2 separate regions of the Mus musculus genome follow, and region 2 is linked to region 1. A link is a loop called in an ENCODE intact Hi-C map of the cell type or tissue named here. Cell type or tissue: heart. All regions are shown on one strand. Links, peaks and the distances in the headings refer to the core of each region. The heading gives the core; the rest is flanking DNA. Region 1 has its middle 130 kb from the start of Gm33145. Region 2 has its middle 27 kb from the start of Gm33098.

Region 1 (16,281 bases), core at 4,489-12,488:
CAGATAGGTGATGTGTGGGGTGTCTGCAGAGGGCTCCTCCTTCCCTGGTTATGCAGACACATCCTAGAAAATGGCTTCTGAAATGATATCAACATGCAAATGTGACTTGCATCCATCAAATTGTTGATTCTTTCTCCTCCTATCCAAAGTGAGTCAAAGGAAGAGGGGATGGAGCCTCACCTAGTCCTTCTGGAAGAGTTTGATGGCGCCTTTTCTCTATACTGCAATCAGTAGTGTGCAGCAAACACTGTGAACATACTTGTAGTGAGAATTTTGGTTTCTTTAAAAAAAAAACATAGAAATGGGGGCTGGAGAGATGGCTCAGCAGTTGAGAGTACTGACTGCTCTTCCAGTGATCCTGAGTTCAATTCCCAGCACCCACATGGTGGCTCACAACCGTCTGTAATGAGATCAATGCCCTCTTCTGGTGTGTCTGAAGACAACTGCATTGTATTCACATACATGAAATAAAATAAATTTTAAAAAAACCAACATAGAAATGTCATGGGAATTGTAGGATATAGGGCTGTTTCAGACTGTCCACAGCAGCTGACTATGATTTGCCTTGCATTCTAGCAGGGGCGTAATTTTGCCAGCTGCAGATAATTTTTGTAAATGTGTGACATCTGGGATTCTGGAGACTTTTCAGAAGATATATGAACGTTAGAACCCCTATGAAAGAGGCTGGTGGGCCACTTGGTGGTTGGATGCTGTTGGTTACTATTGATTGTTGTTTGTCAGAGTTTGTCAAGTGTCCATGTGCAAACAGATAAAAAGAAATTAGATATCCCACTGGGTGAAGATCTAACTTGCTCCAAGGAAGTCAATGCCCCTAATCAGCAAGAAGTAAGTCTAATGATATTGACACTCCTTTTCCCCTCTAGCTTCTTTTACTCCTACTTAGTATTGGGGGTTGGGGCTGGAATGGATAAGCATGGAGAAGGGTGATAGAAATAGAAACCTATAGAGTACCCCAAAACCTAGCCATACATGCTCCTGTTTTCTCACCTGGATTTCACTTCTAAGAACTGAATTCAAAGATTGGCTGAGTAGATGTGAACCTTCCTGCTGCACACTCACCAAAACTTTTTATAATTCAAAGGCAAGAAAAAGACTAAGGAAGACATCACTGGGGCTGGAGAGACATCTCAGAGGCTAAAAGCATCTACTGCTCTTGCAGAAGACCCAAGTTCGTTCTCAGAGCCCACATGGCAGCTCACAACCATCTGTAACTCCAGTTCTAGGGGCTCTGATGCCCTCTCTTGGCCTCCATGGAAACCATCTCCCCACCCCCCGACACACACACAAGTTCACATACATGTATGAAGAGAGAGCATTCATACACATACAACAATACTGCATCTTCACTGCTGTGCTGTAGAGAGATGGCAACATCATCTCTACAGCAGATGGTCATGTGATTTAGATGATACCTGGGCCTCTGGACTGTAACAGGAGAACCTGGAGTTAGTCTGTATGTGGGAATTTAAGAAAAGAAGGGACGTGGATCACGTAGCATAACAAAGTGAGAGGAACTCTGAAGTGGTCCCATGACCAGCAGAGAGAGGAGTTTTGGACAACATGGCACAGCTCAAAGAGAGCAGATGGAAGGACAGCTGGGGAGGAAAAACAACACCATAAAATCTGACGGCCTTGAGCCTGACCCTAGCAGCAAAAAGCCCTGTGCCTGTGCTGGTCAGGATGAGAACTGTCGCTCATAGACTCAGGCAACTCAGGTGTTTGAACACTTGACCCCCAGATGGTGGCACTATTGGGGGAGGTTTGGGTGGTGCAGTCTTGCTGGAGAAAGTGTCCCTAGGGGAGGGCTTTGAGAGTAAAAGCCTCACACCACTTCCATTCTGTTCCCTGTTTCATGCTTGCAGTCTGAAGATGTGAGCTCTCAGCTCTCTGCTCTTGTCACCAAGCCAGCCATTTGCACCATCCCACCCACCTGCTGCGGCAATGCCACCCTTCTAGGATGGGATTTTATTCCTCTGGAACCTGAAGCCCAAATAAATTCTTTGTTTTATTAGTTGCCTTGGTCATTGTGGTGGTCTAAATAGGAATGCCCCCCCCCAACCCCATAAACTCATGTGTTTGAATGCTTGGCCCACAGGGAGTGGCACTGTTAGGAGGTGTGGCCTAGTTGGAGGAAGTGTGTCACTGTGGAGTCGGGCTTTGGGGTCTTCTATGCTCAAGCTAGGCCTAGTGTGGCATTCCTTTCTCCTGCCTGAAGATCAAGCTGTAGAACTCTCAGCCCCTTCTCCAGCACCAAGTCTGCCTATACACTGCCATGCTTCTCACCATGACGATAATGAACTAACCCTCTGAACCTGTAAGCCAGCCCCAGTTAAATGTTTTCCTTTAGAAGAGTTGCCTTGGTCATGGTGTCTCTTTACAGCAATAGAGCCCTAACTGTCATGGTGTCTTACCACAGCAACAGAAAAGTAACACAGTGCCCAGTCTTCCGCTTCCCATGTGCTTTCATTTTTAAGAACTCCCCTCTGACCCCCAACTCTAATAAAGGCTGCTACACAGCAGACTTCTATGAACTGTCTGCTGGGAAATCAAAGAGGAGTTTCTTGTTCCAGGCTGAAAAGGTAGGAAAGTGAAGGCCTTGGAAGATCTAACAGGAAGGAGGGGAGATGGAGAGAGGAGAGAATTACAGAGACCAAAGCAAGAGTTTGTGTGTGGTGGGGGGAAGGCCATTAGTAAGAGACCAAGAAATTGGAAATGTCTCCATCAGGGAATTATCTCAATTTTATCCACAAATCTCACACATACACACACACACACACACACACACACACACACACACACACAAACCTTACTTCCAGCCAAATTGCAGGCCTGGGTGTGCTGTAACCTGATACCTGGTGCTGCAGGCCCTAGGTGCCAAGGTCTGGGTCCTCAGCCTTTGCCATGCACAACTGCATTTATATGCATGGAGGAGAGTACCTCACTGCAGGGCTCACACTAACCTCCTGCAGCTGTATGCTGGCCTATGAGAGCTGCCATCATTCACATAAAGGGAACAACACATAAATATGCACACCCTAACCAAACAAGAAATTCTCTGGAATGGAGATTGCCAGAGTCAAAGGCCTTATCTTGTTAGACAAGACCTTTTATAAATGATTATTGCATTTATTGTGTTGTATGTAGGTGGATGTGGTTGTAGTGGTGGATTTGCACATGCCACAGCGCACATGTAGAGGTCAGAGGTCACCTTTTGACACTGGTCTCTTTCTGCCATGTGGGACCTGGTGACTGAGCTCAGGTCATCAGGTTTCCCAGCAAGCACCTTTATCTGCTAAGCCATTGTGCTGGCCCACTCCAGGATATAATCTCTTTTAAAATAGTTTTTAATTTTAATTAAAATATAATTATATCATTTCTCCCTCTTGGCCTGTGTTACTGTCCACTGCTATCATGCAGTAAATAAGCTTTCTTCTCCTACATGGTTTAATGGGTGAACTGAGTCACCATCTGTCTCAGTTAGGGTTTTACTGCTGTGAACAGACACCATGACCAAGGCAAGTCTTATAAGGACAACATTTAACTGGGGCTGGCTTACAGGTTCACAGATTCAGTCCATTATCATCAAGGAAGGAACATGGCAGCATCCAGGCAGCCATGGTGCAGGAGGAGCTGAGAGTTCTACATCTTCCTCTGAAGGCTGCTAACAGAATACTGACTTCCAGGCAGCTAGGATGAGGGTATTAAAGCCCACATCCACAGTGACACACCTACTCCAACAAGGCTACTTTTCCTAACAGTGCCACTCCCTGGGCCAAGTATATACAAACCATCACACCATCTCTTACAGTATTAGCCAGTTCATCACAGAATCACAAAGTTGAAGATACTCTCAGCTTACCATGCCATGTACCAGGATGGTGTCCCAGGATGCAGATGCCAAATGAACCCGGAAGTAACCACAGCCAAGTATCCCCAGTGGTTATCTATGAGTGATGGGACTATATGTTAGTCCAGCTTGCTTTCATCCTTTTCTATGGTTATGTCTTCCGATCAGGTCTGTAATACAGCAGTTCTCAACCTGTGGGTTGTGACCCCTTGAGGGAGGGTCAGATGACCCTTTCACAGGGGTCACATATCAGATTTTTACATTATGATTCATAACAGTAGCAAAATTAGTTATGAAGTAGCAATGAAAATAATTTTATGATTAGGGCTCACCACAACATGAGGAACGGTATTGAAGTGTCATCGCAGCATTAGAGAGGTTGAGAACCGCTGCTATATATATATATATATATATATATATACACACAATCAGTTTTTCAGATCTAGATTTCCACATCCTCAAGCTCAACCAAATAGCCAAGATGTTAGGGGGAAAATTCTATCTATACTGAATATGTATAAACAATTTTCCTGTCTTTATTCGCCTAACAACACTGTCTAACACCTTCATTCATGGTGTTCAAAATGTATTGGATATTGCAAGTGACCTACAGCCAATCTAAAGACTATAGAAGTGGGTGGGGTCTATGGCAATGCGGTACATTTCATGGAAGGGGCTTGAGCAATCTGTAGATTCTAGTATCCAGAGTGGAGGGGAATCTACAAAGCAAGCCTCCTAGGATCTGAATGACAGCTGTGTCTTTTGTAAAAATGTGAAGTCAAACTAGCGAAATAAAATCCCTCCGTTTGCCAGCACACCTGCAGAGCAGCCAGACACTTGAGATAAGCAAGCTTTGTCTCCCATTGTTTTCTCTCCAGACAGAAGAAAAGCAAACAATCCTCAGCCCAGGCTCTTGTCCTAACCTGCACAGGACAAGCAGGAGAAATAGTTGCTGGGTAAAATCCAGGGGCCAGGCTCCTAACCCCCCCCCCCCCGCCACCACCACCACCACCACCACCACCACCACCACCACCACCACCACCATCACTCTCTGTAATTAGGCTTTGCCAACAAAGCCTCTGGAAAAGACCCTGAAGCTCCCATCTGGGGCAAGTCAGAGCAGAGACATCACTAAGGTACTTTCTGTCCCCACCCTCCTCATGACTCTCACATTTTCATATACTTTAAAGAAAATGTCCACACAGAAAGGGGATAGTTTGGGGCTGAAGAGATGGCTTGCTCAATAAAGTGCTTGCCAAAAAAAAAAAAAAAAAGTGAAGACCCAAGTTGGATCCTCAGGACCCAAGCATGGTCACATGTCTTTGTAATCGCAGCACTGGGGAGGTGGAGGAAGGCTGATTCTTCAAGCTCAGTGACCCATCAGCCTAGCTGAATCAGTGAGGCACCAGACCAGTGAGGGACCTTGTTCAGAAAGCAAGATGGATAACCCATGAGGTATAATACCAGAAGTTGACCTCGGGCTTCTACACACATACACATGTATTAGTCAGGGCTCTTCAAAGGAAAAGAACTGATTATTATATATATATATATATATATATAATGTATATATATATATGTGTGTGTATATGTGTGTGTGTGTATTCACATGGTAAAGAAAAGGAAAGAAGACACAAATATTGCCTAATGTATGTGTATATCTGAACAAACATATTTTTAACAACAACAAAAAAACAGAAACACTAATGTTAGTTACAATAATAATTTCTGCAACTGGTTCATGTAGCCTTAGCTGATATTTATAACTATTTTCCTCTACTACCCATTCTGTATTTCCTCCACCTTCAGTAAGCACCTTATCATGTCTTGGTTCTTTTCTTGGAGAAGTGACTCCTGTCTTCATTTCTGAAGGGTCCAGTCCCTTTGTCATCCAGCCTGTATTATCGAGCTGGTGTCCCATTGACTTTAATCACAGAACATGGTAATACCAAGAGGTGCCCTAAAGGATCCCCTGCACTCCAGACATTATCTTCTTTACCTACGTTGTGGAGATGCAATCCAATTTCTCCCTGGTAGTCTGGATCAATCACCTCTACTAACACTGTTATTCCTTTCTTAGCCTGCTGGCTTGATCCAATCAAGAAAATTCTTTACAGGCATGCGCAGCTGCTTGGAGTTTAGTTGATTCCAGATATAATCAAGTTGACAAACAAGATTAGCCATCTGCACACACACACACACACACACACGTGCGGGCGCGTGCTATATGACTCTTCCTGAGAATAAATGACCATGTCTCTTCAACAAGTTGTCAGCCAGAAGCCTTTTATCCTTTCAGAGACCTGAAGAGCCACCATTTCTGAGTTGGAGCTGTGGCTTGTTCCTGATAGAAGATGCCTTCCTTTGAGCTCTCTCTCTCTGGCCTCGTGAATCTTGGCAGAAAGCTGCCCTCCTATGGTGATGACTCCCATATTAATTTAAGTCTTTTCCAGATATACTTACTAATTAAAATGTGAAACCATTTTTATCCCTTTAATTAAGATACAAGATGGGAAGTGTAATTTAATTCGGTCCATTGAAAATAGGACCATTATTAGCTCCACAACTTGCTTCCATTAAAGATGGCCGTGTTAGACAATGCTCTTTGTTCTCCCCACTTCAACTGAGCTTTGGCATAAGCACTGGGTCCTGACACCGCTGTGGGCATTTTGGCAACTGTAACCCTACTAAAAAGGCCCTGAATGGAAGCAGGAGGTATCACAGACGTCCGCACTAGGATCTTTTTTCAGCTTTGAGACCATGCCTTGTTTAGATACCTCAAAAGGCTGAGCACATATTGTTTATAAACACTTTCAGGAGAGTGAAGATATAGATAGAACCAGGACAAACAAGAGTCACCCAAGAGTGAGAAAACGAGCAGGCTGCTGCTGAGGGAAATTGAATAGAAGGTGGTCATGTACTAATGTAGAACAAGGAGGTGGAGAGATGACTTAGGCTTAGAGCATTGGTAGCTCTTCTGGAGCTCTGCCCTGGCTGAGAGAGCTACAAAAGTTCATAAACGAAAGACACACAGCACAGTGTCTGCTCCACAGAAGCCATTTCCCAACACCCCTTATTCTATACTCTTTCTTGTGTATTACTCCGGTCTTAATGTTTATGGGAGTCCAGTCCAGTGTGTGTGTACAGGGTGGTAAGCACACTAGTGTTTGAGGGTCAGAAGATCATGCCTAAATATGGTAGAGATGCTACCATTCTATCCTACATTCTTTGAATGAAATTCTCCACAAAAACAGCTGAAAACAGAACTAAGCTATAAAGAGGAATTCCTTTTCTGCCTTGGACAAACCCCAAACAGGTCAGTTAGAGCTAAAGACTGAAAGCCAGTCCTGTGGTCTCACAGCTAGGGACTGAAGATCAGGTCCTCAAACACCCTTCACCACCCTGTCTTCTCTACTACGTGGTCTAGGCAACATGGCACTCTGGAAGTCGGGTCAGGGATGTTGCATCCTGCCTGCAATATGTAGCTGATCACCTTCTTTGGGTTAGCAATGAACACTGTGGAAGTTTAATCCTGTCTCCAAAACACAAGCAAAAGAATTTGTAGTTGAGTCTCCATCTTAGTTAGCCTCGGTTTTTAAAACTGCACATGAAGAAGAAAGGGGCAGTTGCATATAGTGTCTGATTCTCTAGGAATAAAGATGTCAGGGAAAGTAGGTGGCTCCTCTTGGCTGCAGCCTCCCTCCATTCATGTGAGAGAAAAGACTTCCTCTGAAGCCAGAGATCCCCACCTGCAAGCATTCAGTGTCTGAGAAATATACTAACACACACACACACACACACACACACTCAAATAACAAGAGAAAAATAAGCCACTGTTACACAAGTCTATGTGTATGTTCCTTGCATCTACTGGCATCAGAATTCTCTTAGACACTTAGAGACAGAGAGGTCTCTGGCTCACTTATCCCAGAGTGAAACTGTTGGTGCCTTGAGCCTCATTAGTGCTTTGTACACACACCTCCTATGGCCCATCTAGGACCTAGTTATCAAATAGCTACTATGTGTCAATCACTGTGCTGGGCTCTGGACAATTGAGAGAAAGGAATAGCTAAATCTCTCATGCTTTCATTCACACACTCTGCTCCAATGTCTTTTTCCCAACTCGGTTCCTTCCTCACTGCCTGTGCCCTAGGTGTTCCTGGAAAGAGCATGCCTTCACTTTCCCCCTCTTTTTGGTTACTGGCCCTTGTTCCTGGAAAGAGCATGCCTTCACATTCCTCCTCTTTTTGGTTACTGGCCCTTGTTCCTGGAAAGAGCATGCCTTCACTTTCCTCCTCTTTTTGGTTACTGGCCCTTCTCCATGACCAAGCTGTCTCCAGGAAGAAGCAGCAGATTTCTTCTTCCATTTCATATTTCAACTTCCTTTTCTTTTAGCATGAAACCAACCAAAACCACCCAATCCCAAACACAGCTATTGTCCTCAGATCTATGTAAAGTGTGTTCTCTCTACCACATACCCTTGTATGTTCAACTGCTTGCCTCCCCTTCCTCCTTTCTTCCTTGCCCCCCCCCTTTCCTTCTTCCTCTCCCTCTCTCATTTTTTTCCAGTCTCTCATCCAGGTTTCCCACTCATTCATTCACTCATTTTTTTATTTATTAAGCAGTTGCTATGAAGGAGACATTGAACTAGGTACCAGGAATGCTGAGATGAATGAATACAGGTCCAGAGCTGTCTGAGCCCCCACAGTCTCATGTGGGCAGTGAAGACCTTTATAAATGTTTATAAGAGTGGGAAGGGAGCAGTCCCAGGGAAATGACACAGTTTCGAGTAGTGTGTGGGAAGTTAGCATTGACATTTGAACTGAATTTTGAAGATAAAGAAAAGGGGGGAAAGGCCACCCGGAGGAAATGACTCGGTGGCTTAAAATAACAGGACATAAATAAAAAAGCAAATGTCAAAAGCCCAGTGCAATGATCTTTTCAATAAAGTCTATGAGGGAAACCGGATGTCCATATTCAGAAGGGTCAAACTAGACTGCAAGTCTCTCACCACACACATTCTCTTTCTTTCTCTCTCTCTCTCTCTCTCTCTCTCTCTCTCTCTCTCTCTCTCTCTCGCACACACACACACACACACACACACACACACACACACACATGTACACACATGTGCACACATACACATACCAATTCAAAATGGATTTTGGACTGAAGGCTAAGCCCTGAGACTATGCAGGCCAGCAGAAACCAAAGGAAATGTTGGAGAAAGACAGTGTGGGGGTGAGGAGATGCGTTTCTTGGGTAGAACTTGGTTGCACAGGAAACTAAACACTATGAGCCTGAACAGAGCTAGGAGAGCAGCATGGAAGAAGCTGTCTGGCACTCCCTGCCTGACAAGGGACTAAAATCAGAGCATGCAAGAAACAAAGAGAAATTCTGGCAGCTAAACACCAAAGGGTCAGATTTTAAAAACAGGCACGTGATATAAATGGACTTTCCTCACTTTTCCTCTAAGGAAAACACAAAAATAGCCAAGAAATTGATGGGGAAAGCATTGCTAATTGGGAAAATGCAAATTTAAGCCATGAGAAGATCCCATCTCAGCCCTGCCAGCAGGGATGTGATCAAGAAGATAAAAACAGTAAACAGTAGCCAGGCTGTGAGAAGGGGGACCATGACTCCCTTGATGCAAATGTGCATTAGTACAGCCATGACTGAGAACAGCATGGGACGATTATCCTCAAACACTTCCCGTAGAACCACCATATGATCCAGCAATCTGACTCCAAAGTGTATTTAGAAAGAAATGGCAGTGAAAGCATTAGAGATGAATACACTCTTATTTACTGCAGAACTGGTTTGCAGCAGCCAGCATATGTCATCATATCAGCCAAAATGTCCATCAGTGAAAGAACAGATAAAGAAAATGTGGTATAGATACACAAATGGAATATTATTCAGCCATTTGCTATAATGTGGGTGGGAACTGCAAAACATGCTAAGTTCAGTAAGTCAAGCAAACATCATATACATTCATAGACTCATACACAGGCACTAAAAGGATCGATTCTATAGAGGAGAAGAGAATAGAGTCTATCAGAGGTTGGGAAGGGCAGGCGGGAATGAGGGTGACTACAATGGAAGAAGGGAAGCGTTAGGAAAAGGATACAGTCCGATCTGAGGAATTCTAGTGAGTGTGTCCCATAGCACTCGCACAGTGGGGTGACTACTGTTAACAGTGATTCGGTGTGCATTTCAAAGTGGACAGGACTTTGAAATTTCTCAACACACATAAAATAGATAAGTGTTTAAGGCAATAGACATGACAATTGTTTTGATCATGACACATCAAATATACCAAAATATCATACCATACCCCATAAATATGTATAATTATTGTCAATTGATATAACAATAATGTTTAAATTCTTTTCTTTTTGGTGTTTTGAAACAGGGTTTCTCTGTGTAGCCCTGGCTGTCCTGGCTGACCTCACTCTGTAGACCAAGCTGAATAATGTTTAAATTAAAAATATGTGCTTAAAAACACTTTATGCTCAGTATGGTGGTACACACCTTTAATCCCAGTCTCAGTACTTAGGAGTTCTGTGAGTTTGAGGCCAGTCTAGTCTACATTGCACGTTCCAGAACATTGAATTATGTAGTTCTAGCCAGAACTACATAATGAGATCCTGTCTCAAAACAAAATCACAGTTAAATCTCAGTAAGATTAGAGAGTAAAGGAGGCTGGAAAGATGGTTCAGTGGTTAAGAGCACTGACTGCTCAGTCATGATTATGGGGGCTTAGATCTCAGTGAGCAATTTACAACTCCTTGTAACTTCAGCTCCAAGGGAGCTGTCGCACCTTTCTGGACTCCATGGCCCCGTGCATGCATATGCATACGCGCGCACACACACACACACACACACACACAGACAGACAGACAGACAGACAGGCAGACAGATTGGAGAGATGTATGAGAAAAATCATACCATAAGACTAAAAAGAGACCTGATGAATTGGAGAATCCCAGCATCACACTGAGATCTAGACTCTGTTGCCTGGAAACCATCAGAAGCCACAGGAGAGGAAGCAGCAGTTTTTAGAAATGGTTCTGGCTGCAAAGAACAGGCACAGGGTTAGTCAGGGCTAAACAGTGAACCAAGTGAGAGACAAAGCCCGCTGAGGGTGGAAAGAAGAGGAAAGAGGATGGTGTGAGGAGGATATAGTTTTTAAGATGTCTGCCTCAGCAAAGCTAAAATAAATAAATGCTTCTTGGGCTGTAGCCAATGAGTTTGTTGAGGCTTGCTTGGAGCTCAGCTGTCTACTGAGAGTTCCAATACCAGTCTGGCCAGCCCAAAGTCAGTGAGTTCCCCCAGGAACATGCTGGCTTCTGCACCAAAGGCCCACTGAGGCACCTTGGGGGCCCAGCTGTGAGGCTGTCCCACTGATCTAGAGCTAATGTCCTGGCAAGTCAAAATATAATCTGCAGATTCCCCCTTCCTGGGTTACAGGTTTCACATACACAAGCATCACTGGATGATAGCATCAGATGTGAAAAAACACATTTATTCTTTCTCTCAATTTCACATCTCTAGGATCCAAGATTGTATTTTCATCAGCAAGTAGTCCTCTTCTTAATTCCATCTTATTCCATTGATATTGAACGATTCTCATTGCTCAAGTATAAAAGATTACTCCCGATTGACAGGTATCTTCAGAGCAAAGAAAACTTGATTTTTCGTTTGGAGGAGAAAAGCTATCAAGAGCTTTTCAAAATGGTAATGAGAAGAAGATGAAATGTGTCCCACCCCGGCTGTGGCTGTGACAATGATCTGTTCAGACAGGATCGCATTGTGTTTTCTCACTAGCTCTGTTAGGTGAGTTCATGCTTACTCTTGCACAGGTGGAAAAATGGAGACACAAAGAGTTTGGGTCACTTTCCCAATGTCATTCCACTGCTGGCATATAGAGCCAAGCTTTGAATCAAAAATCTTATTTGTTCCACCCATGACATCATGTTAGGGTGGCAGTGTTGAGGGGAATAGATGTTGCTTTTTAAAAAGAAATGCCTCCTACCCCAGTAGGTTTCACATGTGAACACTTGATTCCTGACTGGTAATGCTGTGACGGTTATGGAATCATCAATGTAAAAAGAAGAAAGGGTTGTTTTAGTCCACAGCTTCCGAAGGTTCAATCCATGGTCATTTGACCTTGTTGCCTAGAGTGGTGCAGTATGTCATGGCAAGAAGGTATGTCTGAGGAAATCTGTTCTTCTGCCCTAATTTATGGTGTGTGTGTGTGTGTGTGTGTGTGTGTGTGTGTGTGTGTGTGTAGACATGCATGTGTCACAGCACATATGTGGAGGGCAGAGGAAGTGTTATATATGAGCCAGGGTCTCTTACTCTTTTTGCAACTGGCCTGTGAGCATCCAGGAATTCTCCCACTCCACTTCTGAATTACCTGTAAAAGCACTGGGATTACAGATTCACACTGACACATCCTGATTTATGTAAATTAAGGGGATTCAAACTTAGGCCCTCACATTTGCATGGCAAATACTTTATCCACTGGGTCATCTCTCCAGCCTGAGATTTGTCCATTTATGGATGGTGGTTAGAAGTAGAAGGTTAGAGTCACAATAGTACCTTCAAGGACATATCCACAATGACCTAAAATCCCCCCACTAGGCTCCACCTTTTAAAGGTTCCTCTAGATCCTCCACCTGCACTTACTGTAGATCAGAGTGCACCCCTCCCAAGAGGATAGCTCTAACCAGGGAAAGAGATAAGACCCCATCCCAACCCCTACACCAGCTGGGACCCCACAGAGCCCAGCAGACTTAGGCCCTGTCTCACCCTGTCAGAGTCCCATCTCCCTTCTGGTCTGAACCTCCATCTGCATTTTCTGTGGATCAGCACATCCTCACCCCCACCCCACAGCCCTGCCTGCCTACAGGAGGCCTGCTCCAATTCAGGACACTCAGGCCAGCTAACACCAGAGACATCAAGATGATAAAAGGCAAACTCAAGAACATAATAAACAGAAGCCAATGTGATATGACACCATTAGCATCCTACTACACCATCATCCTACTACAGCAAGTCCTGGATAACCTAACATCTGAAGAGCAAGATTCTGACCTTAAATCCCATTTCATGAAAATAATAGAGGCCTTTAAAGAGTATATAGATAATTCCCTTAAAGAAATACAGGAAAACACAGTCAAACAGGTAGAAGCCCTTAAAAAGGAAACAAATCCCTTAAAGAAATGCAGGCAAATATAATCTAACAAGTGAAGAAAATGAACAAAATGGCCCAAGACCTAAAAATGAAATTGAATCAATTAAGAAAACACACATGGAGGCAACCCTGGAGATGGAAAACCTAGGAAGGAGAACAGGAACTACAGATCCAAGCGCCACCAAGAAAATACAAGAGATTGGAGAAAGAATCTCAGGTATAGACAATACCATAGAAGATATTGACATATCAGTCAAAGAAAATACCAAATGTAAGAAGTTCCTAACTCAAAATATTCAGAAAGCAGGAGCCATGTTCGTTCCCGGATCCTGCCAAGACTAGCCTGCACAGGTGAGAGTGTGGACTACAGAAGCTAACAGCTTCTGGGTCAGGCAGGAGCCACAGAGCTTCTAAGGCAGGACCCATTTGGGCTCCAGACATCAAGGAACCTTCCCTGCCAGAGGAGAGGTGTCCACGCCGCTGGGGAGGGATTTGCCAGATCATCTGCAGGAGCCATCTTTGTTCAGGATCCTGCCAAGACTAGTCTGCACAGGTGAGAGTGTGCACTACAGAAGCTAACAGCTTCTGGGACAGGCCCTGTTTCAGGCCTTCATCTTCTGCCAGGAGGCAAGTCTGAACAACAGATATCTGTTCACCTTCTCTGCAAGAGTAGAGCTTGCCTGCAGAGAGTGCTCTAACCACTGAAACTCAGGAGAAAGCTAGTCTCCCAGGTCTGCTGGTAGAGGCTAACAGAATCACGAAAGGAACAAGCTCTAACCAGAGACAACTATAACGACTCACTCCAGAGATTACCAGTTGGCAAAAGGCAGACATAAGAATCTTACTAACAGAAACCAAGACCATTCACCATCATCAGAACCCAGCACTCCCACCTCAGCCAGTACTGGGTACCCCAACACACCCGAAAAGATAGACCCGGATTTAAAGGCATATCTCATGATGATGGTAGAGGACATCAAGAAGGACTTTAATAACTCACTTAAAGAAATACAAGAGAACACTGCTAAAGAGTTACAAGTCCTTAAAGGAAAAGAGGAAAACACATCCAAACAGGTGATAGAAATAAACAAAACCATACTAGACCTAAAAAGGAAAGTGGACACAATAAAGAAAACCCAAAGTGAGGCAACGCTGGAGATAGAAACCCTAGGAAAGAAATCTGGAAATATAGATGTGAGCATCAGCAACAGGATACAAGAGATGGAGGAGAGAATCTCAGGTGCAGAAGATTCCATAGAGAACATCGGCACAACAATCAAAGAAAATGCAAAATGCAAAAAGAACCTAACTCAAAACATCAAGGAAATCCAAGACACAATGAGAAGACCAAACCTATGGATAATAGGAGTAGATGAGAATGAAGATTTTCAACTTAAAGGGCCAGCAAATATCTTCAACAAAATTATTGAAGAAAACTTCCCAAACATAAAGGAAGAGATGCCCATGAACATACAAGAAGCCTACAGAACTCCAAATAGACTAGACAGAAAAGAAATTCCTCCTGACACATAATAATCAGAACAACAAATGCACTAAATAAAGATAGAATATTAAAAGCAGTAAGGGAAAAAGGTCAAGTAACATATAAAGGCAGGCCTGTCAGAATTACAACAGATTTTTCACCAGAGACTATGAAAGACAGAAGATCCTGGACAGATGTTACACAGACACTAAGAGAACACAAATGCCAGCCTAGGCTACTATACCCAGCCAAACTCTCAATTACAATAGATGGAGAAACCAAAGTATTCCACGACAAAACCAAATTCACACATTATCTTTCCACGAATCCAGCCCTTCAAAGGATAATAACAGAAAAAAACCAATACAAGGATGGAAACCACGTCCTAGAAGAAGCAAGAATGTAATCCTTCAACAAACCTAAAAAAAGACAGCCACAAGAACAGAATACCAACTTTAACAACAAAAATAATAGGAAGCAACAATTACTTTTCCTTAATATCTCTTAATATCAATGGACTCAACTCCCCCAATGAAAACATATAGACTAACAGACAGGCTACACAAACAGGACCCAACATTCTGCTGCTTACAGGAAACCCATCTCAGGGAAAAAGACAGACACTGCCTCAGAATGAAAGGCTGGAAAACAATTTTCCAAGCAAATGGTCTGAAGAAACAAGCTGGAGTAGCCATTCTAATATCGAATAAAATCGACTTCCAATCCAAAGTCATCAGAAAAGATAAGAAGGGGCACTTCATACTCATCAAAGGTAAAATCTTCCAAGAGGAACTCTCAATTCTGAATATCTATGCTCCACATACAAGGGCAGTCACATTCATTAAAGAAACTTTAGTAAAGCTCAAAGCACACATTGCACCTCACACAATAGTAGTGGGAGAAGTCAACACACCACTTTCACCAATGGACAGATCATGAAAACAGAAACTAAACAGGGACACAGTGAAACTAACAGAAGTTATGAAACAAATGTATCTAACAGATATCTACAGAACATTTTATCCTAAAACAAAAGGATATACCTTCTTCTCAGCACCTCACGGGACCTTCTCCAAAATTGACCATATAATTGGTCATAAAACAGGCCTCAACAGATACATGAATATTAAAATTGTCCCATGCATCCTATCAGATCACCATAGACTAAGGCTGATCTTCAATAACAACACAAATAATAGAAAGCCAGCATTCACGTGGAAACTGAACAACACTCTTCTCAATGATACCTTGGTCAAGGAAGGAATAAAGAAAGAAATTAAGGACATTTTAGAGTTTAATGAAAATGAAGCCACAATATACCCGAACTTAAGGGACACAATGAAAGCATTTCTAAGAGGAAAGCTCATAGCTCTGAGTGCCTCCAAAAATAAACTAGAGAGAGCACACACTAGCAGCTTGACAACATACCTAAAAGCTCTAGAACAAAAGGAAGCAAATTCACCCAAGAGGAGTAGATGGCAGGAAATAATCAAACTCAGGGGTGAAATCAACCAAGTGGAAACAAGAAGAACTATTCAAAGAATTAACCAAACGAGTAGCTGGTTCTTTGAGAAAATCAACAAGATAGATAAACCCTTAGCCAGACTCACTAAAGGGCACAGGGACAGCATCCTAATTAACAAAATCAGAAATGAAAAGGGAGACATAACAACAGATCCTGAAGAAATCCAAAACACCATCAGATTCTTCTACAAAAGGCTATACTCA
Region 2 (16,281 bases), core at 5,001-13,000, 230 kb after region 1:
CCAGTCCTACCCCTAGATTCAATCTGACCTCTGGTGCTGTGCACAGCTAGATTTATAACCTTGACAGGAGCCAGCCAGTGTGGGTGTGGTCAGACCATTATACATGAGTTCAGCTCAGACTCTGAGCCACAAACAGCACACTCAAAATGCTCTCCCACCTGCACACATACTCAGAGTCTGGGCCTGGCAGAAGAAGGAAAGCAAAGCAGTTCTGTTGTTTTCCTGTGTGTATCTGTGTGTGTGTGTGTGTGTGTGTGTGTGTGTGTGTGTGTGTGTACATGTACATGTGTGTATACACATGTGTGCATAGGTACATAGATGTGTGTGTGTCAAAAGAGACTCTCGGTGCTGTCTTGCCTTCTGTTTTTCATTTGTGACAGGTTCCCTCATTGGCCTAGAACTTCACCAAGTAGGCTGGGCTAGCTGACGGGCAAGCATCCAGAGGTCCACCTGTCTCCACACTCCATCTTGCAGTCCTGGGACTGCAGGTGTGCACTGCTATGCCCAGGTTTTTAATGTGGGTTCTGAGGTTCTGAAATAAGGTTCTTAGGACTTCCAGGCAAATCATTTGTTGACTAAGCCATCACCTCAGCCTCCAGAACTAACAGTTTTGAGCTAACATATGAGATATGGACACAAAATCCATCTTTACTACTAATGAGAAATGCAAATTATCCTTTTTCCTATATGTGCTAGTATGCTTTCCGTTGTTATGATAAAAACACTCTAGCAAAAGCAGTCTTACGAGGAAAAGGTTTGTTTGGCTTACACATCCCGATCACAATCCATCACTGAGAGAGTCAGGACAGGAACTCAGAAACATGTTGCTTCCTGGCTGGCTCACTGGCTTGCGCTCAGCTAGCTTTCTTATACGTCCCAGGCCCACCTGCCTGGAGACAGCACTGCCCACAACAGGCCCTTCAGGCAATTCCTCTCAGACATGGCCACAGGTGGGTCTGAGCAAGGCAGTTTTTTAGTTGAGGTTCCTGCTTCCCAGATGACCCTAGGTTTGTGTCAATTTGACAGTAAGAACTAACCAGACACTGTACATTTAGAATAACCCTCCTCTACAGATCAGACCAGATCAGGCCTGGTTTGTTTTTATATATATTTATTACATGTTGCGTGTGCATGCATGCGGAAGTCAAACTACAATTCTCAGGAGTGAGTTTTCTCCTTCCTCCATGTGGTTCCAGTCCGGAACTTCAGTCACCAAGGGAAAAGCACCTTCACACACTGAACCATCGCTCTGGCCCCAGACCTGGTCCTTCCCAACCATTCCCTTTATGCCTATAAACCATCTGAGGAAGGCTGAATGCTCCACAAAGGAGGAATATAGGGGGGAAAGTGAGGCTATATTTTAAACCACCATTGTAAAGAACAACAAAATCAAAAACAGAAAAAAGTAAGAAACGCTTGGTTTGAAAACTGAAGATGTGTTGACTCACTTAACTAGAATCCAGAGTTAGGGTAGATTTGAGGCCCTATCAAAAACCCAGTATCTTCCTGCCTTTTGCTGTTATTCGTAGGATCATTTTTAAATTGTTTTCCTCATGGTCACAGGGACAACTGCCAAAAGCACTGACGGTTATATGAGTCCTTGTTTAGATCTAGCCAGAGTTTTAAAATCACTGAATTTTTTTAAAGTTTTATGAATGTATCTTATGTATGCTGACCACCTCCCCCTCATACTGTCCTGCCCTCCCTTTTCTTGTCCCTTCTGATCCTGTTAGTCCCTGCAGTCCCCGAAAATGGTTCCACTTATGCTCTCAGGTCATATATGCAAATATGTCATTGTATATCTATATAAATTCTAGAAACAACAAATTAAAGAAAACACAGCATATTTGTCTTTCTGAGACTGGCTGAATATGATTATCTCCAGTTATATCCACTTTCCTACCAACAACATGACTGGAAAAATCCCATTGTGTGTTGAAACCATGTTTTCTTTCTCCATTCCCCCATGGCTGGGCACCTGTGTTGGTTCCATGACTTAACTGTTGTGAACAGAAGCCCCAGGGAACACCAGGGCACAAGCATCTCTGTGATGTGTTGACTTGGATGGAGTCCTTCAGGTAAATACCCAGGAGTGGGCACCTACGAGGTATTGTTAGGTTTTTGAGAAACCACCATCCTGTCTTCCACAGCAGCTGGCCTAGTTTACATTCCCACTCTTCCCTGTCGTCCACATCCTCATCAGCATTTGTTGTTACTGTCACTTGTTTCCTTCATGACTGCCTTTCTGTCTGGGGTAAGATGAATCCTGATGTAATTTTAATATGCATTTCTTTTTCTGATAGTACAATTGAGCATTTTTTTCATACATTTATTGGCTATTTCTACTTTGTCTTTCAAGAAACGTGTTAGTTTTATTAGCCTATTTATTAATTGGGGATTTTTTTAAGATTTCATTTATTTATTTATTTATTTATTTATTTATTTGTTTATTTTATGAATGTGGGTACACTGTAGCTGTACAGATGGTTGAGCCTTCATGTGGTTGTTGGGAATTGAATTTTTAAGACCTCTGCTTGCTCTGGTCAACCCCACTCTCGCTCAGTCCCTGCTTGCTCTGGTCCAAAGATTTATTTATTATTATACATAAGTACATTGTAGCTGACTTCAGACACACCAGAAGAGGGCATCAGATCTCATTATGGATGATTGTGAGCCACCATGTGGCTGCTGGGATTTGAACTCAGGACCTTTGGTAGAGTCTCTGGTAGAGCACCAGTTGGTGCTCTTAACCCGCTGAGCCATTTCACCAGCCTGGTTTTATTTTTTAATGTTTAGTTTTTTTAAGTTCTTTTTATATGTTGAATTTAACCCTTTGTTAGATACATGGCTAACAACTTTTTCCCCATTCTGTAGACTATCTATCCCTTCACCCAAGTAACTGGTTCCTTTGTGATACAGAAGTTCTTAAATGTCTTAAGGTCCCATTTGTCATTGTTGATCTTCATTTCTGGGTGACTGGTGTCCAGCAAGAACATCCTTGACTATGCCTATATCTTGAAGTGGTTTGTTACAGGGTACTTGATCACATTGTAAACCCTGAGATTGTGAACTGGAAAAAAAACTGTTTCTTGTAGTGGTGTGGATCAGCCCTATCACATACCTTTAACCCAAGAGCTTTCTGTAAACAAGAGTTAAATAAAGTCAATAATAGTTTACGAGGCGAAGCAAGAAACCAGTTGAGAGGGAGTGAACATAAGTTATCAGAAAGGAGCGTCTTTGAGTTGAAGAGGATTAAGACAGTGTAGAGATTGGAAAAGGACCTTTTCCTTCTGGGTTGTTGGTACTGTAGGGAGGTCAGCTGAGTGCTTTCTCTGCCTCTCTGACACATCCACACAGACACATCCAGAGGTGTGTCTCCCTTGTAATTCTAAATCCAATCGAGATGACAATGAAGATTAACCATTCCATAGATCCATCCACTGGTGGGTCAGAGTCCCCAGTAATGTCTGTGCCCTCAAATCAGGTGATCTCAGAGCCCAGATGTGCCAGAACAATGTAACAGACATTACCCTGTGCACTTGCCAACCTGTCTCTCACTGTTACCTAAAAGTGACTCATTTTCTTCCACCCCAAAAGGGCCCATCCACTGGTAAAGAGAAATGTTGCAAAAAATAATAATAATAATGAAGTGTGGTTCATATGCTGGGCCTACATCATGACCCTGACGTTCACCAGCTTCACAACTCCAGAGAGAGGATGCAGCCCACACCACAGCTTCTTCATCTGTCAAATGGAAGAAATGGGGGCACATGATCCCAAAGATGGTGTGAAGAATGAGATAATACTGTGAGTGCTGAAAGAGATTAATACTGCATATGTGTATTTGTGTATGTGTGTATATCCATCTATAAGTGTGTATATATCTGTGTCTGCATATGTATGTATGTATGTATGTATGTATGTATGTATGTATCTGTGTCTGTATATGTGTGTGTATCTGAGTCTGTATATGTGTGTATGTATATATGTGTTTATGAATCTGTGTTTGTATATGTGTGTATGTGTGTATGTATATGTGTGTATGTCTGTGTCTGTGTATGTGTGTATATATTTGTTGTGTCTGTGTATGTGTGTCTGTGTATATCTATGTCTATATATGTATGTATGTGCATTTGTGTATGTTTATCTGTGTGTATATATATATATATACATATATATATATATATACACACATACACATATACATATACATATATGTCTGTATATGTAGTGTGTGTCTGTGTGTCTGTGTGTGTGTGTGTGTGTGTGTGTGTGTGTGTGTGTGTGTGTGTCTGTGTGTGTGTGTGTCTGTGTCTGTGTCTGTGTCTGTGTGTTTTCCAGGGTTCTTATATTAAATGAGAAGGGCTATGGACAAAGTGAGTGTAGTATGCACAGTAGAACCCAGACTCAATCTTAAAGCCCCTAGATTTGGCAGCTAGGATTCAATTTAGCTAGGGGATATGGAACCCCCTAAGCCACTACTTCCGCATTTTGATATTCCAATGACAAGAGGCCTCTTTTTATTTGTCTAAGGGAACCACTAGTCCCAGTAAAGCCCAGAAAATAGAAGAAAACTGTCCCCTATCACTTCTTCTTCAACTTCCCCTAAATAATTAGGTAGACCCTGGCTTTGGCCTTGGGAGACTGAATATCCCTCCTCCTCCTCACAGGGAAACTGAGCTCTGCCAATCATGAAGTCTTCTGCTTACACCTGTCACCCACAACTGGAAATGTGTCCCCTCACAGGACTGGGACTGTTCACGGATGTGTAGTCAGGGGTTTGGCTTGATCTCCCATTTAGCCAAGAAAAATAGCAGCATTTGCTGGATCCAAGTGAAGCCTTTTAACTGTCCTAGTAACCCAGATCGCTCCTCCTTCAACGGGCCACCAGGCTAAACTGCATCTTGCCTTTGCAATAACCCTGCTCAGCTTTCCATGGGACTTCCATCTGTTCCCAGGTTTCCACACACTGGCCTGGAGAAGTGAATAGTTTACCTCTGCAGCATCAGAATGGTTAGCTACTTGCTGAAGCAGGTGCCTTTTGGACCATCTCCCATATGAATTCACTTCCAAAGTACCCTTTCCTTCTGCTACAGCTAAAACCTTTTGGGGAAAACCAAGCATGACTAAAGATGTTCCTTTCTGTTCTCTTTATGATGCAAGCTGAACATGCCCATAGGCATCCCACCTGCGATTTTAACCTTGTGAACCTGCGCTCAATGACTTTGAGCTGAGTATACCCAAAGAATGTTTCCACCCTCTTTCCTTCTTGAACTATGACCTTAAACAGAGTACTTGGAAAATACACTTCGCACCTGAGCATGCTCAGACCGTACCCAGACCAGGAGAATGCGCATGCGCTCCCTGAATAAAGTCCACATGCTTCCTTTGTTCAGGGAAGGCAGGCACTGCTTTAGAAATAACTCCTGTGGTCACCTGATCTGCTGCCGTGGAAAGTCTTTTTTTTTTTTTTTTTTCTTTTACTTTTTTGGCCATGCACATTTGGGTCCTTGTACTTACCAAGATTAGAGGAACTGAAGTTTTCTGCTACAAAACCCCTTTGACCTCGGCCAAGCAAACCATCCTGATTGTGGAGAGAGAAAATGTTGTAGGTCAAGAACCAAAACTGTTGGGGGCTATCTTTAGCGTGCTCTTTGATAACAATTTACTACCAACCTCTGAATCAGACCTAATATCCTCTTGACTTCTAGATAAAACTCCAGGAGTGAATTGCTAAGCTGATACACTTAGCCTCCTACCAGACCTGCAGGCAGGAATGTGCTAAGACCACTTCTGGATCCTGTGGCTCCCCCCGCCCCAACACACACACACCCTATGGAATAGAATAGTCAGGATGAATCCGAGACACAGTGAAGGTGGGAACCCCAGTTCTAAACGTTTCTGAAGGAGAGGATCTGCTGCTCAGAAAGCTGTGCTCCGAGGCTGAAGAGATAACTCAGCCCTACTGTTCTTTCCAGGTTCCATTCCCAGGCTTAGAGCTACACGTAACTCCAGCTCTTGGCCATCTGATGCCCTCTTCCAGCCCCCAAGGGCACTTTCATACGTGTGTGTGTGTGTGTGTGTGTGTGTGTGTGTGTGTGTGTGACACAGAGTCAGCAGGAGTCCCTCTTTGCAGGCCACCCACCCAGGTATCCCCCAGCTCACGAGAGCAACAGCAGCTGTGCAGGTCTCTACTGTTTGACAAGCCTTCCTTGGAGACTTGCGTATTTTTTCTCATTTCTCAACTGCCAGTAAAGCCCTGACTCCCATTCTCACTTCACAGATGGGCAGCAGGAGACAAATTAATGAATCCCCCATAGGTGCCCATCTCCTAATCTTCAGAATCTGGTGTTTTTAAAATTGATAGAACCTCTCTAGAAAGCATTTTGTATAAAAATCTTCGGTCCACTAACTCCACATCTGCAAATTCATCCCAAGTGGGAGAGGGGAAGGGGGGGGGGGACCATAAAAACAAATGCAAAACTCCGTGTATGCAAAAGTATTTACCACAGCTATTGGTTAGAAAATCAGAATAAATTTCCAAAACTAGGCAAAGGCCTGGATAAATTTGGCCACATCTTGTCAACAGAACATTATGAAACTGATTGTATGCTCACACTTTGATCTAACATAGAATAATGAGTTATAGTCTAATCTCTGATAAATAAACCGTTTTTCAGATCATATAACTACGCAAAAACTTTTTTTATGAAAAGGAAGGGCTGGAGAGTTGGTTCAGAAGTTAAGAGCAGGCACTGCTCTTGCAGAGGACCTGAGTTTGGTTTGTAACACCCACATCAAGTGACCCACAGCTAGCTGTTGCTCCAGCTTTAGGGGATCCAATTTCCTCTTCTGGCTGCCACAGATACTTGCATTCATGTGTGCATAACCACATACCTTCACACATACACAGCACAGCACATAATTAAAAAAATAAAACCTATGTGCACATACCTTCACATACACAATCACATAACTAAAAATAAACTCACAACTGGGCAGTAGGGGGGGGGGGACAAAGATGATATTCTCTCTGGAGCCTCCTGAGTGAACACAGCCTTTGACTTCAGCCTCATAAAACATTTCAAAGTTAATAAACGTGTGTTGTTTTATAATGTAGCATTTATGTTCATTGCTGTGATAGTCTTAAGAAACTAGGCGCAAAAGGTAAAACTCAAAGTAACTGCTGTTGCTAAGATGGAACCATTGTCTCTGGCACTCTGATGTCCACAGGGAGCCAGAAGCTCGGCACTTCATAAAGGAGGAAAGCCAGCTCCCTGCCCAGGGCTGCAGGCTACAGCCCTCCATCCTCCTCTTCCCCCTCAGCCTAGGAAAACTGGAGGAGGCTTCAAGGGAGAGTGGGGAAACCTACTTGAATTCAAGAGCTTATTTCTGTAGGAAATCACAGTCCATTCCAGCGAGTTCAGAACTTCTGAAATGAGAGGAAACTGACAATATATATCTAAAGACAATATGAGTTCTTATGCCGTTTTTAAAACTACCTACAATTGTAGAGAGGGCTAAAAGCTTTCTTTTTTTAGGAGAAATGTTAGTCGTGGGCGTGTAGTGTTTCAGCGTTTTAGACTGCGGATGGGGAATACTACAGAGCTTTCTTTATGTATTATGTGTGCTCCCATGCTTCAGGGGATCTGATGCACTGATCCTCAAAAGGCTATTCCAAGCGAGGAGGAGAGCTTGCTGTATATCCAGTACAGACTATACACACAACAGCAGAGCCCTTCTCTGGGAGGCAGAGACTCTGGTTCCAGAGCTCAGCTGTCAGTCAAGTGTGACCTGACTTGAGCCAGTTTCCTCCAGGCTGCTCTAATGAGAGAGCCTGAGTCAGGGATCTCACTGCAAGTAACGGTAGTGACTCTAGCTAAGAATAGCCTGAAATTTGCTGTCACTGGGAGACCAAAGAAAAGCTGGGATACCAAACTTGGGACCCAGGAGAACCCAAGGAAACCAAGCACAGGAATCATGGCAACGTCGATCCCTACGGACCAAATCATTAGGAGCCTGCTGTTTCCCCATGGTCACTCACTATTACAACTCAGCCTTGAAACACATGTTCCAAAGGTTCTGAAAACAACGCTTGGCTGAGCCAGGGTCCTGGTGCACCAAGAGGAGAAGACTTGGGTTCTGGCATGGGACTTTAAACAGAGAGAAGAGGAGTTGGGAACATAGCTCAGCTGGAAAACTGCTGACCTGCACGCAGAAAGCCCTGGGTTCAATCCCCTGCACTGAATAAACTGGTGTGCTGGCACACGGGTAATCCCAGCACTCAGGGAGTGGAGCAGGAGAATCAGAACATCAATATCATCTTTGGCTACATAGGATATTAGAGGCCAGCCTGGGTATGTACAGGAGACCCTGCCTTCATCATCATCATCACCATCACCATCACCATCATCATCAGCATCATCGAGGAAACAATGGCAGATCGTGTGAAGACAGGAATTCCTTTATATTCCAAATTCCCCAAGCCAGGAACATCAGCATCTTCAGAGACACTACAGCTTGGGTCCAGACTGGCAAGAAAATGTAGTGATACATGGGAGAGAGGGAGTTACCTAAGTCAATGAATCTACCTTCTTATGGTGTGTGGGCTTTGTCTACATACAAACCCACCATGTCTCCTTCCCATACCATCACAGTCCTTACTCTTTCCTTGGCTCCCACTCCAGCCTCCTTGCCAACCTTCACCCACAGATCCAGTCCCACTACCCAAGGAAGCTGCAGTCCTGCCGGCCCCCTCCTTCAGAGAGCCATCACTAATGTCCCTTTCACAGTGAACCTTCAACATCAAAACTGTCTCTTGAGACTCTTAGTAACAAACAAGCCACCGCCCCACTCTGGTCTGAGAAAACTTGTCTGTCCCTTTTCCTTTCTCTGGCTAGAGACCACCAGAGCCAGAGCCAGTTCAAGGGTTGAGGGCAGCCTCTGCTCTATAAAGTTCTGCCTTGGAGACTGCAGGGAGTCAGCTGTCTGAAAGATTTAGACTGAGTTGGAGGGACACCATGTGGCCACAACTAGTATGACATTAAGCCTGAGACCTTTCTGTAGTAGTGTAAATACTATGACATTAGGGATACATCAAGAGGAAAAGCTAACATTGACACTTAACTATCTAACACCACCATTTTTATTTCTAATCCTTTCCTTCAATGTTCGCTGACGATTGCAACCACACACATGGAATGTGCCTTCCTTTCCGGTGGCATCTGACCCTCAGCATGTTCCACCCTCAGTCAAGGCTTTCACCACCACTCTCCCCAGAGCTGGTCAGTGCTTGGTAAATTCTAGTGTTCTCAAGTGGCAAGTGGGGCATTGAACCACTGGAGCGGCGTGGTGACTTAGAGCACCATCACCAAGTGGTACAGACAGGTTAAGCCATGGCCGTGCTGCTCATGGACTGTGGGGTCTGAACTTCCCTGAATCCCATTCTCCATTTCTGTCTAGTGGATGGAGGCGGTGAAACTATTTCCAAGGTTGCTAAGAGCTGAAGGAGACAGTGTCTGAGGAAATGTGCCTAGCACAGCGCCTGACCACAGCCCTGACACAGGCACCCCTTCAGGACAGGATTCCTGGACAGGAAGGGATCCCTGGAGCCACACACGCCTACGAGCTGGCTGAAAGCTGAAAAAATCAAATAAGGCAGGTCAGACAGGTAGGTCTAGAAGCTTACAGTACAAGTAAGATTTCAAGCAGGCCCTTTTGCCTCTTCTTGCCAGAACCATGAGCTATTTGTGCCTATCGCTCCTCCCAGCTACAGGAGAGACCAGCTTCCTCACTGCCTCCTCAAAACCAAGGCACTGAGAATCAAGTTAACCAAGACATCTCACACACATACACATGCAAACACATGCACGTACATATGTACTACACATACATTGTTTACACATACATGAATACACACATTTATACACACATACATCCACATATCTACATACATGTATACACATACAAATTCTCATACACACTGGAGCATCATGAGGGATCTGACTGAGGTAACTCTGCCCAGAAAGTTTCTTTAGGAATCACCTGACTCTGAGTGGACCCTAAGGAGCAAAATAAAACAGGGAAGAAAAAGCCAGACCCACATGAGGGTTCTCCCAGAGTCACCCTCCGGAGAGTCGGGCGGCACTTGGTGCAGAAGCCTTTTCGATGACCCTGTGTTGGCCACACTGTGAATTAAAATCGCTCCCTCCCCCTGCTCTCCAGTCCATGTCTTTTTGTATAAGGAGTAGGCACAGGGAGAAATAAGGCTCGTGAGCCACCAACTGTGACGGCTTTCCAGGTTTTCTCAGTGTAAGAATAGTGCAATGGTCAGCTACAGTAGGGACAGACCTGTGCCATCAGGGAAGGTGTCCCAGAGGGAGTGTCCTTTGGCCAAGGTGATATAGAAGGGTCAAATTAAAGGCTGCACACTGATAAAGCTGTTTATTGCCATCCATCCAGCTGACCACCAGAAGGCCTAAACTAGGACAAGTCTATGGATCAAGTGGGAACAACTTCATCAGAAATCTCTGAGGAGTTAAACAAAGCACACACACACACACACACACACACACACACACACACACACCGTCTCCTCCTTATCTATCACTTGGGCTTTGTGCAGAGGCCCAAGCAGGTCTAAGGAAACCCCAGAAGCTGAGTGTTTAGTGAGCTTTGCCCACAGTCCCAAGCTTACACAAAACCAGCCTCTGCCACAATCACCCCAACAGTCTCCCCTAAACTCCTCCTTGCCGTTTCCACCTCCTCAGCCCAGAAGGTTCAGCTCCTGCTCTGCAAACACCTCCTCCTCCTTCACAACCCAGTTGCTCAGACGTTGCAAGGAAAACCCTTTCAGGATGGTCCCTCCATACCAGTGAGCAATTAGCTTTCTACAAACCACTTCATTAACCCTCTAAATAAGACCTACCGAAGGGTTTTCCTACTAAACTTGATGTTACAGACAAGCAAACCAAGACACGGGCAGTGAAGAAGACACAGCTAAGCCCTATGCTGCTGGGAAGTCTTTCTATCAGCAGGTCTGCTCAGAGCAGGAGACAGACACAGTGCTAATGCCGGGGCCCTGGAGGGCTAGCTCAGGGTACAAAATATTGTAGCCTCTCAGTAAGCATATGAATAAAGAAGGCAAGCAAATATGCCTCTTTCCATCTGTTCTCAGCTAGAACCCAGCCACAAGCACCCTCTCCTCTGGCTCTGCTCTCGATTCCCCCCACCCCACCCCCAACCCCCGTGTCTCCTGCCTCTCCTTCACCAAGGCCTATATCCCCTTCCTCAAATCCAGCCACCTAGTGGTCAAGCCCTGAAGCCCCTACCCTGATGCTCACCATGCAACAGAGAACACCCTCCCCACCCCACTCCTGGCCCCTCCATGTGGTATTAGCTGAAGGAGTTGCCAGGCCTCTGGAGCCATCTCTTTTCTGGGACTGGGCCAAGCCTCTCCTCACATCTCTGCCTGCTCCCTCAGTGCCTCTGGTCCTGCTCTTGATTCTTCTCTTCACTCCCTTCCCATTCTTCTTCCTACTTGTCCCCTCCTCCCCAGCCCTCTGCCCAGGTCCCCTCTCCCTTTCTCTCTCACCTCCTCCCTCCATTCTACCCCTGGCCTCTCTAGTTTTTCCCCTCTCTGCCTTCCCAGACCTCCCACTCTCTCTTCCGTGCAGCCAGCCTTGGCCTCTCTCCAAAGGAGGTCAGCTGACTGCCCTGCTCTTGGGAGCTTGCGTCAGACCCAGCAGACCTTGGGGCCCTTTCCTTGGACCTCTAGAGGCCTCATTACAGCCTCCAGGCCTCCTACTACCAGCATCAGAGCCCTCCCCTCCCTAGGGGACATGTCCCCAAGCTCTCTGGGCCCCTCGCCTCCATCTTGACGCTATCAGGAATGAACACAACACAGGATGCTCTCTGTGAGCCCTGGGGGTGGGTTCCAGAAGAGGCCCAGCACCCGTACCTTATCAGAGTTTACTCCCATTTTTATTTCCCTTGAATCTTAAATGCGATTACTCTGTGTGCCAGACATGTAATCTCTGTCTTCCAGGAGCTGGTGGGAAAGAAACACTAAGCTGTAAAGTGGTAGATAAAATAGAGGGATTCACAGAAATGGGTCATTTGTCTGGCATGGTAACATGTGCCTTTAATTCCAACACTAGGGAGAGAGAGACAGGAGGATTTCTCTGAGTTCTAGTCCCACCACAACTACATAGTAAAACCAGGTTTGGTTTGGGGGGGCCAAGGATGGGGATCAACACTGGAGAGATGGCTAAGCAGTCTAGAGCAATTGCTGCTCTTTTGGAGGACCCAGGTTCAGTTCTCAGTGCCCACATCTGGCACCCTCTTCTGGCTTTGTCAAGTACCAGGCATATACACATGCAAACAAGCAGGGAAAAATACTCCGTTGTACAAAATGTAAATACACAAATAAATATAAATACTCAAATAAATAAATACACAAATAAATGGTTTTCTTTTTAAAAAAAAAAACTACATTTCTGAGTAAGTAGTTCAGTTAATATTTAACTCAGAATTTTCCCCAGCATCCCAGCATGACAGATGATGGGCTTATATATACTGTCAGCCCACTATTTCATTCTAATATTCAATCAACCTTTAAAAGGGCTCATGTAGCCCAAACTAGCCTGAAACTCACTATGTAGCCCAGGCTGGCCTAGAATTTCTGATTGGCCTTCCTGTGTCTCTCGAGTGCTGAGATTCCAGTCATGAGCCACCACACCTAGGTTATGTGGCACAAGAGACTCAGTCCCAGGACTCTGTGTACACTGCACAAGCACTCTACAGGCTGAACTACATCCCTAGCCTGAATTTCCAGTTTCGTGATAAGACATCACTTTTGCTTTCTTTCCATGAATAACAGAGGCTAGATCTGGAACCTGGCTTTTTTCCCTGGTACTAGGTTATTGAACCCAGGGTCTTGTGTGTGTGCACTAGGCAAGTACTCTACCAGCTAAGCTAACCTCTGCAGAGCTAGCCTACAGAACTGCTCAATTGCTACCAGCTAAGCTAGCCACTACAGAGCTAGCCTACAGAGCTGCTCAATTGCTACCAGCTAAGCTAGCCACTACAGAGCTAGCCTATAGAGCTGCTCAGTTGCTGACTCTTTCCAGTTCTACCAGTCACTACAGTACCACTTACCTGGGCAGTGTCAGAGGCAGCTCTGTTAGTAAGCAAGCAAATGTTAGATTAGCTGATGGCTTGCAGCTGCTCTATCAAAACCGCTGTGTTTTCCTCAGTGAAATTTCTGTCTGAATGACTCCATTTATGTAGCAGAAACAAGCTAATATCCTATAGATGCTGTTCATTTCCTTCTTTACTGAGAGGATACAGCCAGGGACTTGCTTTCATGGAGTGTCGTGTGTCCTTACCAGGTGTCCCCACACCCAAGTCTCCCTCCCAAATGTTCTTGTTCCCCAGGTACTTGTGTTCTGAGAACATTTGAGGTATACTCCTGCCTCAAAGGACTCTCCTCTTCCCCTGGGTGTGATCTCCGGATATTTTTTAGCCCACATTCTTAGGAAGCCAAATAAAGTTCCCTCTTGTCAATAAAGCTTTCTCAGAATCCTTCGGGATTTTTTTGCCTCTAAGCTCAGTACCTGTAATGGTACAATCAGAAGAACTACAAAGCACTGTTACTTCTAAACATGCAATAAGAAAGCTGGCGTGGTGGCTCATACCTGTAACAGGCTATGAAGGGAGGTACCTGAGTTTGAGGCTAGCCTGGGCTACATAGAGAGTTACAAGTCAGCCTGTACTAAATGGCAAATGGGGAAAAAAAAAGCATGACTTAGATGTCAGACTGAACCAATTCATATCTCAGCATCTACTTATTAAAATAAAATTAATAAAACTTGGGAAAGTCCCTGAACCTCAATCTTCTCATCTAGGGACAGAGATAGGCCTATGGGGTGTCTGAGGAAGTGGCCTGAGCACAATGTGAAGTGCTTTGCAAGTCCTGCATACTAGATAGGCAGTTGGTGTTCTTTTTATCATTACTGATAGTGTTGAAAATGGGAGCTAGACGTTCACTAGCAAGTTCTGAAGTTCATTGATTTAATAAAGTAATTTCCTACCAGAGGAAACTAGCTGTCAAAGATTTTCACATTAAAAACTAGTGGCAACTCTGAAACTCCAGTGACAGCCCACTCCCTAGGTTTTGGCCATCTAGTGCCAATTGTCTGGGACTCCTTGTTCAGAGGCCCCAGAGGAATGCTCACTTGATCTGTACTCAGCTTCTAGAATCTGGAATGATTCTAACAGCGAACTCTGACCCCTGGAATGTGGGAGCTGGAACTGATGCTATGGATAGCCTCTTCTATATGTAAGGAAGCAACATCCCTGACTCATCCACCAGGCAGGGAAGTCACCTGACAGGCAAACAGCAGCACTGACTGTGACCCCATAGATCCTGAGCTCAGAGCTCAGCACCGCCACGTCTTGCAGGCTCCTAGAGAAAGAAGGGCTAGGGTTGCCTTCCATCTCCTCCAGCCCTGTGTCCTTCCCAGAGTTCCACAGACAGCAGAAAACACTGACTCGTTCTGCAATTGTTACATGTGTAAAAGTCCTGTTGCTGCAACCTTCAACCCCTTCTGAAGCTACAAGTGAGGCACTTCATCTTCTGAGGGCCAGACAGAGCTCAGGGGTGTTGAGCAAAGGAGCAACCAGAAAGTTCTCCCAAGTGCTCATGGTCAGCCTCTGTACTCCATGCCTGTTCAGGGAACCTCGACTTTCTCAAAGGCACATCTACGGACTGGTCAGTTAGCTCAGTCGGTCAAGTCTGTGCCTTAGAAGCATGAAGACCGAGTTCATTATCCCAAAATCCTACTTAAAAGGAGCATGGCCACCATGTGCCAATAACCCCAGGGTTGCAGCAAAAAGGCAGGGGTATGCAGAGACCAGAAGATTCTCTGGAGTTTTCAGGCCTAGCTCAAGACTCAATGAGAGACCTTGCCTCAAAAATAATGAAGCAGAGAGTGACAAAAAGAGACACCTGGCCTCTTCCTCTGATCTCATGCATACAAAGACATTGTCCTCCAACCTCCACACTCAAATGCAATCGCACCTGAAAATATGTGCACGTGCACTTGATATGCACTTGTGAATGTGAAAACACACACACACGCAGCCGCTCTGGGGAATCTTAGAAAGTCGGCAAACCCCCTGTGTTCATACACATGGATGGAAGCCAAAGAGATGACCAAGGCTATGTGGAAGCACATCGTGTTCCTGATGTAGCATAAGTCCAGACCCATACCCTCACTCTGCCACGGCTTCACCTAGGAAGAAAGCAAAGAGGAGAAATGAATGTTTGTCAAGCGAATGACTGATAACCAAGGGTAAAATTCAGTCACCACCCACAGCACTGCCAGTCCACTCTGAGCAGCTGAAATTCCCCAGATGGCGTCATTGACCTACCTCCTGCCTGACAGGGTTGAGCCTGGCTCCTGTCTCCACACTCTGGGGCTTTCTCGCAAAACATATTCTAGGAGTTCCTGGCATACAGGACTCACAATAAAATTCACCCAGTGGTTCGTCTTGCCTGAGTCAAATTTCACGGTCATGATGGCTCCCATAAAGTCCCTTGGCTGAGAGGACTCTTCCCCACAGAGCAGAAGCAAGCTTTGATGGATGAGGAAACTCCACCAAGCTGAGGACCAGAGGAGACCCAGAGGAAGTTCTCCCATCCCATAACTTCTAGGAATTCAGCCATAGCTTGTATCCTGAGAATCCAGCCAGCTATCTCACTGGCTCCGTGTGACCTCATCCTAGCCCTGACCTCACCTGATTCCTGTGCCTCACTCAGTCCTCCAAGCCTTTTGCTCATGACTTAGTGTCCACATGACCATAGGGTTAACGGTGGATACCAATCACTATAATGGCAGGCTCTGGAGCCCAGAATCCACAATTCTACCACCTCTAAAAACAGAGACATGTGAGCAGGGGATACAGCTTACTTAGTAAGATGCCTACTTGATGTGAAAAAAAAAAATCTGTATCCCTCAACACCACATACTCCAGAAGTCATGATGAGAATCTGTAATTCCAGTGTTTGGGGTAGTAGAAGCAAGAGGATCAGAAGTCCAACGCCCTAGAGAAAGCACCCAAGGAGCTGAAGGGTCTGCAACCCTATAGGGGGAACAACAATATGAACTAACCAGTATCCCGGAGCTCTTGACTCTAGCTGCATATGTATCAAAAGATGACCTAGTCGGCCATCATTGGGAAGAGAGGTCCCTTGGTCTTGCAAACTTTATATGCCTC

What was found. Peaks named below come from ENCODE experiments on the same cell type or tissue, not always from the same donor. Only the 100,000 strongest peaks of a DNase experiment are listed, where the experiment ranks them.
Region 2: it touches region 1 in a loop (5-fold over the local background); 5 of 42 quality-filtered maps call a loop at or near these places.

Annotation. Positions count from the first base shown.
Region 1 is chr7:111,406,384-111,422,664 of GRCm38, reverse strand. No RefSeq gene overlaps it. Among named protein-coding and RNA genes, the nearest start is that of Gm33145, 130 kb to the right of the region's middle. In heart, for the core only: a CTCF peak has its summit at 8,585; no DNase peak of the experiment used is centred there.
Region 2 is chr7:111,175,222-111,191,502 of GRCm38, reverse strand. No RefSeq gene overlaps it. Among named protein-coding and RNA genes, the nearest start is that of Gm33098, 27 kb to the left of the region's middle. In heart, for the core only: a CTCF peak has its summit at 9,025; DNase peaks (open chromatin) are centred at 7,772 and 11,732; H3K4me3 peaks cover 828 bases; H3K27ac peaks cover 3,345 bases.